3 separate regions of the Mus musculus genome follow, and regions 1 and 2 are each linked to region 3. A link is a contact called in ENCODE Hi-C or POLR2A ChIA-PET data. All regions are on one chromosome and are shown on one strand. Each heading gives the region's core, a stretch centred on a gene start or an enhancer-like site at or near the end of the contact. The rest is flanking DNA. Distances are from core to core; before and after follow the strand shown.

What was found. Hi-C counts contacts between places; a loop is a spot of excess contacts on that map. ChIA-PET counts read pairs that join two places held with the same protein, here RNA polymerase II (POLR2A).
Region 1: a loop to region 3 is called in a map of v-Abl transformed pro-B cells, with 1.8 times the contacts of the local background. The contact joins the promoter of Atp6v1f here to the promoter of Irf5 in region 3. A Hi-C loop is called at or near these places in 1 of 37 maps with a recorded cell type or tissue (v-Abl transformed pro-B cells). POLR2A ChIA-PET finds 5 or more read pairs at or near these places in 1 of 5 experiments (embryonic stem cell).
Region 2: a map of mouse embryonic stem cell shows a loop between it and region 3 (2.6-fold over the local background). The contact joins the enhancer-like site here to the promoter of Irf5 in region 3. A Hi-C loop is called at or near these places in 1 of 37 maps with a recorded cell type or tissue (mouse embryonic stem cell). POLR2A ChIA-PET finds 5 or more read pairs at or near these places in 1 of 5 experiments (embryonic stem cell).

What each region holds. Positions count from the first base shown.
Region 1 is chr6:29,466,514-29,469,213 of GRCm38, reverse strand. It overlaps Atp6v1f (ATPase, H+ transporting, lysosomal V1 subunit F), which reads right to left and starts at 1,431. Exons shown (of 2, transcript NM_025381.2): 1 at 1,240-1,431. The coding sequence starts at 1,397.
Region 2 is chr6:29,483,910-29,486,609 of GRCm38, reverse strand. Kcp (kielin/chordin-like protein) reads left to right here. Exons shown (of 38, transcript NM_001029985.4): 32 at 1,050-1,192; 33 at 1,435-1,607; 34 at 1,688-1,799; 35 at 1,894-1,995; 36 at 2,516-2,680. Among named protein-coding and RNA genes, the nearest start is that of Atp6v1fnb, 14 kb to the right of the region's middle. Within about 2 kb of position 1,374, at least 1 of the 3 ENCODE cell types and tissues checked has a DNase peak (open chromatin) inside an H3K27ac peak, as active enhancers do.
Region 3 is chr6:29,525,283-29,527,982 of GRCm38, reverse strand. It overlaps Irf5 (interferon regulatory factor 5), which reads right to left and starts at 1,358. Exons shown (of 9, transcript NM_012057.4): 1 at 1,209-1,358.

The DNA.
Region 1 (2,700 bases), core at 182-2,681, 59 kb after region 3:
TGGAGTAGATTTGGCTTGGTGATTTTAGGACCCCTTCCTGTTGGAAACATGGTAAATCCTTGGAAGTAAGATCTGTCCTCCAGTGGCAATGGAGGTCACTTTACTGGTTTGCTAAGAGATCAGTCTCCCAGGTCAGAGCCTGCCACGCTCCAGGCTGTGGGAACTAGTCTCAGCCAGCATCCCTGGACTGGGCTATTTAGGGGAAACAGGTGAGGGCAGTTTATTCCTGAGATTTGGCATAGTAATTCTAGAAAAGGAATGAGGAAAAAAAATAGAGAGTTGGCACCCTCAATTCTAGTCAACAGTGCACTTTCTGGCTTAAAAGGAATGCCTGCACCCAGTTTTAAAAACTACGACCCAGGGTATGATGTGAAGATCTGAAGTACAAAGTCTTTGGGGAAGGCCATACTTCCCAGATGTTTTGCTTATTGTGCGCAAGACAAATGGAAGCCCCATGGCAGACTGCAGGGAGCTGAATAAACAGAGTGGGTAGTAACTTAGAAGACACAGGTAAAGCTGCTTGTTATCCAAGCCCTGTTACTTGAGTTCAATCCTCAAAGCCCATGGAAAGAAAACTGACTCCACAAGTTGTCTTCTGACCTCCATGTGTGCACACCTACCCACGGACACACACAAACGCCGTAATTAAAAAGAAAGAGTTGACCTGGGTTCTGCCTCCTATGGCTAATGTGCCTGTGCCCTAACCAATTGTCCTTTATTTTTCTCACTAGTAACTGGGAATAACCAGTACCTTACAGGACAATTGTAAGCCTCTAAGATAAATGAAGCGTATACACACACACACACACACACACACACACACACACACGCGCCCACTGTCCGGACCTACGCTGGAGGTGGTTAGTTTTCTTAGTCGAAAAGACTAAGGTTCAGAGAATACGCTACAGAGACCCCGGAAGAGGGCTGAACAAGCCGGTCAGCACTGGCAAGAGGCTCCAGGCGTCCAATTACAGCTGGTGCAGACCATAAGCTCCACTCCCCTCCTAAACTGACACACAATCATGTGATGGGGAAAGTTCGTGGACCTGCGGTAGGCCGGACCCCACTGAGCCCCAAAAGGGAACTTAGATGGCGGAGGCCCCTGCTCAGGGTGGACAGACGACTTCCGGGACCATCCCGGTCCCCATCACCACGTGACACCCAGGTTATCAGGCCACCAATTCTCCCCGTGCTTGTAGCAAGCGGAAGGACCCATTTAGGCCTAACAGGCTACCGTACCTGAAAGTGTCTTCGATCTCATTGATGGTGGTATCCTTCTCCACTACCAGGAAATTAGGGTGGCGGTTCTTGTTTAGCTCCCCTATGCCGCCCAACAGGAAACCAGTCACCGTGTCCTCGTCTCCAATCACCGCGATTAGCTTACCTCTGCCCGCCATCCTGTCCGCCGGGCAGAGCGCTTCCCAAACACCTGTGATGCCCCGCCCCCGCAGAGACCCCGCCCTTCAGTCATGCGCAGTTCCCCGCCTCCCGGGCATGCGCATTTAGCAGGAACTCCGCTTAATCTGCGTACTCTTGCGCCATAGAGGCCAGAAACACAAACCACAGAACTACGTCTCCCAGAAGGCTGAGCGTCACAGGCCTCTCTCTGGCATTCTGTCCTTAATTTCTTCTCTCTTGGAAGAAATGCCTTTTGAACCTAGTGTTATTAGAGACCGAGACTTTAGGGGACATACTTTTTTTTTCTTTCTTTTCAGTGTACGTTAGTTTGGTTTTGGCTTTTTTGAGACAGATGGTTACCTATCTCAGGCCGGACTTGAACTTGCAGTGTAGAAGAGGATAGATCCTATTGCTTCTACTTTCCGAATGCTGGTATTATAGGCCTGCGCCATTACACAAAACAGAACAGTGTGTGCTTGATTTGTTTGACTTAAAAAAAAAAAACATCTTTTTGTTGTTACATTTGTGATTTCGGAGGCAGGTGTAGTGTGGCAGTGGAGCAGGCCACAAGTTTGTGAGGTCATAATACACCCTATGAGAGTCACCTTGAGGTTCATCTGGTCAACCCAGTGCTTTTTTTTTTTTAAAGATAGGTCTCAGGGCTGGAAGATGGCTAGGTGGTTAAGAGCACTGACTGCTCTACTAGAGGTCCTGAGGTCAATTCCCAGCAACCACATGGTGGCTCACAACCATCTGAAGACAGTGTCAGTGTACCCACATATATGAAATAAATAAATCTTATAAAAAGATTTATCCAAATATTAGGATTAGGCCAAACTACCTACCCCCTTTTTTTGGTTTTATTTGGTAGTTTGTTTTTTGAAACCTGCTATATGTAGCCTTTTCTGGCCTGGAACTCAGAATGTAGACTAGGTTGGCCTTGAACTTGCAGCCAGTGGTCCTACTGCATCATCCTCCTGAATGCTGGGACTACAGAAATGCACCACTATTTCCTGTCCATTTGTTTGTTTCAACTCTTGCCTCAGTCTGGGATTACAGACATAGGCTACCATAACTGTCCAAGAACAGGTATTTCCTAGCTGGAAGGTCAAGGTCTGAATCGGTATGATGTACACATGCATGCTAACTATGACATGGCTAACAATTACTGAATATATATTAAATTACCAAAGAAATAGGCAAATGAATGATGACACTATGTAGTGCTGTAGAAACCAAGCAAGGCCTCATGTTAGTTCCTAAATTTAGATAATTGCATAGAAACAATCCTAGCACTTAGGA
Region 2 (2,700 bases), core at 125-2,624, 41 kb after region 3:
AGGGAGGCAGGTCTAACATCCACCAGCAAATAGGGGCCATGTGAGTAGCAGCTGCATTGTCCTGGCAAGGAGTTGAGGCCCGGGCTTCATGCCCACCTGCGCTGTTGGGTGTTCTTCTGGGGCAGAGGAACTGTGAAAGAGGCACTGCCTAAGGCCCTACTCAGAAGGCCACAGAGATTGCAGGTCATGGCCTGGGTCTTAGTTAGGGTTTCTTTTGCTGTGAAGAGCTCTCATGACTGTGGCAACTGTTATAAAGGAAAATAATTGGGGCTGGCTTACAGGTTCAGAGGTTTAGGCCATTATCATCGTGGCAGGAAGCATGGTGGCCTGCAGGCAGTCACAGGGCTGGAGAAGAGGCTGAGAGTTCTACATCTGAATCTACAGGCAGCTGGAAGAGAGAGTCACACTGGGTCTTGCTTGTAAAACCTTAACCCCACCCCCACCCCCCATGGCGCACTTCCTCCAGCAAGGCCACACCTCTAATAATGCCACTCCCTGTCATTCTATGGGGGGGTGCATTTTCACTCAAATCACCACAGCCTGGCTCCTGTGGGAAATCCCTCTACAATGACATCTGTCTTTAGGACCATGTGGAGTGTACCTTGAGAAGAGCCAAGAGCTCTCCTGTCCTTATGGCTAAAGGTGCTTAAAGCTGGCATGGTCCTCAAGCAGTGCCAAGGGGAGGGATGTGTTGATGGAGGAAGAGTAACATAGCTAAGTCCTCTCTGTTGGCCCTACAAGAACACCCAACAGTGCAGGTGGAAATGGAGCCTGGCCTCAACTCCTTGTCCAGCAGAACAATGCCTCTGCCACCCACATGGGCCATATTTGCTGGTGGATGCTAGACCCACCTCCCTTTGCCCGACGTTCCTCAGATCACGAGTGGCAGGTGCAGGTTATTCAAGTGTTGCTGGGGTCCTGCCGACTCTCCAGCCATCACTCTCCAGCTGATATCCTCCACCACACAGTCTAAGAAGGAGAAATGGATGTCTGTCCAGAAACACTGCTGTGTTTGGGCAGGGTACTGAACCTGTCTCGTTTCTCCTCAGACCCTACCCAGTCATGCATGCATCAGGGTCGCTGGGTGGCCTCTGGAGAACAGTGGGCAGTGGATGCCTGCACCAGCTGCTCCTGTGTGGCTGGTACTGTGCACTGCCAGACCCAGCGCTGCAGGAAGCTCGCATGTAGCCGGGTGAGTGCCTTGGTTCAAGGTGGTAGGACTAGGGCACAAGGGCACTGCCTCCCCAGAGCGATGAGAGGGGCTTTGGGTTTCTGTTGCCATCCATGAACTACTAGCGGAGCCAGGGCTGGTGCTGTTCCTGGAGTGACCACCAGGGGGTGAACCTGGGTTCAAGGGATCAGTGAGACCACCAGAGGGCTGAGACTTGACAGGGGAAGTGTCCTGTGACTGAATCTGTTTGGGTCGGGGGCCAGGATGAGGTCCCTGCCCTGAGTCCCGGCAGCTGCTGTCTCCGCTGTTTGCCCCGGCCGGCTTCCTGCATGGCCTTCGGAGACCCCCATTACCGCACCTTCGATGGCCGCCTGTTGCACTTCCAAGGCAGCTGCAGCTACGTGCTGGCCAAGGACTGCCACGGCGAGGACTTCAGGTACGAACCCCTTTCTCTACTCCGTGACACCTTAACCTGGCACCTCTGACCTCTGGCACCCGGGCCCTTCCTCCTCTTAGTGTGCACGTGACTAATGATGACCGGGGCCGGAGGGGTGTGGCCTGGACCCAAGAGGTAGCAGTGCTGTTGGGAACCGTGGCTGTGAGGCTGCTGCAGGGCAGGACAGTCATGGTGAGCTAAGGACCCAGGGAAGGTCAGTGCTACACAGTTCACCTGTCTGATCCGACATGGCCCCTTCCTTCCCCTCCCCCTCCCCCTTTTCCAGGTGGACCAGCACACAGTGACCTTGCCCTTCCTCCGGGAGCCACTGCTGTACATTGAGCTTCGTGGTCACACTGTGATCCTGCATGCCCAGCCTGGGCTTCAGGTATAGACAGAGGGCAAAACAGGGTGGTCCTGGCACCTCAGCACTTCTAACGCTTCTGTAACTTCCAACGCGTCTGCCTGGTAGGAGGAGGAGAAGGCAGGGGTGAGAAAGTATAAAGTCGGTGGGGATCAGGAGGCAGTCAAGGTGTTCTGAGGACTCTCCCACCTCCCATGTGGGAAAATGATGATCTCTTGCTCGCAGCCCGAGCCATAACTTACAACCCCAAGCTGTGTGCACTTGATCCAAACTCTGATGGCGTTGTACCTTCCTTAAGGCCCCAGGGCAGTGATTCTCAGGAAGAGGGTTTTGTTCCACCTGGAGTCCAGTTGAAAGATGCAGTGGGCAGCTCTCCCACGAGCATTTGGTCAGGCTGTATAACAAGGTACACAGGCTAGGGAAGTGGCCCTTCCATCCCACAGTGCACCTGTCCATCCCACAGCAGGGAGACTATCAAATTAGCTCGTGAACTCCTTGGGGTCTCCGTCCTTCCCCCTCCCTAGTCCCAAGCCTCTTTGCACAGGTGCTGTGGGACGGGCAATCCCAGGTGGAGGTGAGAGTTCCCAGCTCCTACCGGGGCCAGACTTGTGGTCTCTGTGGGAACTTCAATGGCTTTGCCCAGGATGATCTGCAGGGTCCGGATGGGAGGCTCCTGCCCACAGAGGCTTCGTTTGGGAACAGCTGGAAGGTGAGTAGCTTGGGAGCAAG
Region 3 (2,700 bases), core at 109-2,608:
GGTCTCCTACCTATCTCTTTCCTAGACTTTAGCCAGGAGCTTAGGGAGTAGAGAGGGCGAATGCTGTACTGTATCACACAGGTCCTCATGCGAGGCTTTTAGCCTCTCCAGCCTCCGTCAGCCCCGTCCACATCCTTTCTGGTCCTGATCACTTATCCTCACTTTGGAGTTCAGGCCAGGTCGTTCCCTCCTGATCATCCCGGCAGACTCCACCCGGGGCATAACGCGGAGGGAAGGGGGGTGGGGGTGGGAAGGAACCTGGGTCAGCCCCTGGAGTCATCGCGGGGTTACTGGCTTAGTGTCCGTTCCTGGTCCGCTCCTCTGGACCGGGACGTGTCCGCCTTGCTATGCCAGGAGGAGGCCAAGAAAGCCCCCACTTCCACCCCTGCTACTAGGTACCCGCTCTGGGTCCTCTGGAGGTTCGAGAGACACCTGGAGTCTGGGAGACATCTGCACCGAGGGCGAATACTGGCCCGGGACATCTCTCCGCCTGCGTTTCGGCCCAACTACACTTTCCCTTCACGTTCAGATTCTAAGTTGTTACTTCTTAAGTTTAGGGGCAGGCCGTCAAGAAACTAGACCAAGCATTAATCAGCCCCCGCCCCGATTCTTCTCAACAGCTAAGAATAAATCGTCGTCCCCTTTTGAGCTACGAGTCAAGGAGCAGAGCCTCTATTTGACAACGTCTCCCCTCAAACTCTATTCCCACAGATTCCTGTCCTTGGCTTTAAGATCCTTGGGAGGGATCGCTGCTTGACACCTCAACCTCTTTAGTCGAAAAAGTGAGGTGTGGCCGGGGAGGAGAGACGAGCTGTGTGCCGACAGGGTCGGGGTCGGAAACTCGCTCCTCCCTGGTCCCCGCCAGACTGTGACAGGGCGCTTGGCATCCTTGACCCTGGCGAGGCGCAGTGGGGATGTCCACTGGGCCCTTGGGACTTTCCCCGAGCATGCGAACGTTGGCGGCCGGAGCCCGGCACTCCGAGCTGGCCTGGTGCGGAGCGCCTTGGAGCCATTCGCGCTGGCCCGGCGCCGCCTTCGATCATCGCCCACCGCGGAGGAGCGGGATCCCGACCCCGCTGGCCCCGTTGGCAGGTGCCCGGGGCGTGCAGGTCGCCGTGGGTCGGAGCCGTGGCTTGGCTGAAGCCCGGGGCTGTTCCCACCGCCCTCGGGGCGAGGAGCCCAACACAGCCCACAGCCCCGGGACCTACCTGTTTGCTGTGCGCCCGCGGGGAGCCTGGAGCCCCGGCCTGGCGCTGCGGCCGAGCTGAGCTCTCGCCGAGCTGCACCGCCCGCGGGTCGCCCAGCCCGCCCCGCACTTCCGCATCGCGCCGCCCCCGCCCGGGGCAGCGCCCCGCCCCGCCCCTCGCCACCACCCCGCGCCCCGGGCCCCTACCCATCCACCGCCCACCGCGGGGAAGCCCGGGGCCTCCGCGAGACCGCAGACAGCTCGGCGCCCCTCGCCGGGCTCCTTTGGGAATCCGGGGAGACAGAGTCATCCATCACCCAGTCCCCAGATACCCTGTAGCCTGTCCTCACCTAGTCCGCGCCCGCCTGGAGCTGGAGATCCGCTGCGCGCGGGCGTCGATGGAGCCACACTCCAGGGCATTGGGAGACCCCTGAGAGCTCCCTTTCAACATACCTTGGGCCACTCTGTCTCCTCAGCCTTAACACTGGCCCTCCGGACCGCTCCAACTCACCATGTGACTGACAAGCCCACCTCTTCTTTTGCCCTTACCTTCACCGTGGTTTGGGTTTGCCCTTTGAGCGGGTTCCCACCCCCACCCCGACCTCCCGGTTCCATAAACGGGCCTTCCTGTCCGAGTCGATGCTGGCCTCAACTTCCACACATCCTGTTCATGTAGGAACATTATTCGCTGATTCTCACTCTTCAACTTTTGGGTCAGCATCATATTATTTGATAGTCTAAGTGTTTTTTCCAGGAAGGTCTACCCCTTCCTTGAGTCAGCTTTTGGTTTGTTGTGTTTTGGTGTAATTTGTTGATTGGTTTGGAGGAGGGGTGGAGACGACTTCCAGAGTCTTTCCGTTTGATTTTTCCATATGATTTTAACGTCTAATTTCCACTGAAATTCAGCTTAGTTGGGAACCAACCCTGTCTTGCATGGTTCATGATCTATAGTAATTTTTATTTTTATATTTGTATTTTACTGATAATGGAACCCAGGACCTTGCACATTCTAAGCAAGCACTGTGCTACTAAGTGCCTGCCTTCTCTGCCCTGTCATAATTCTAAAGGGTTATTGTATTTGTTTCTTGGGTTTTAACTCTTTTAAGGGTAAAAAGTTGTGTTGCCGGTGCTGGTCTCCAACTCCAGGAATCAAACGATTTTCCTGGCTCAGATGCCTTGAGTAGCTGAGATTTGGTGTAGCATCGCAGGCAGCTTAACTAAAGATATAAGCACATATATTTTAAATGTTTACCATCTTAATTCTTTTTAGTGATTTATTTTATTTTTTATGTATATGAGTATTTTGTCAGCATGCATGTGCATCGTGAACATGCAGTTCCTGCAGAGACCAGAAGAGGGCGCTGGATTCTCTGGAACTGGAGTTAGAGACTGTTGTGAGCGAGGGGGTGTGGGTGCTGAGATCTGAATCCAGGTCTACTGCAAGAACAGCAGATGCTCTTAACTACCAAGCTATCTCTTCGGTCCTAGAGATATTTTTAATACACAAATATTCT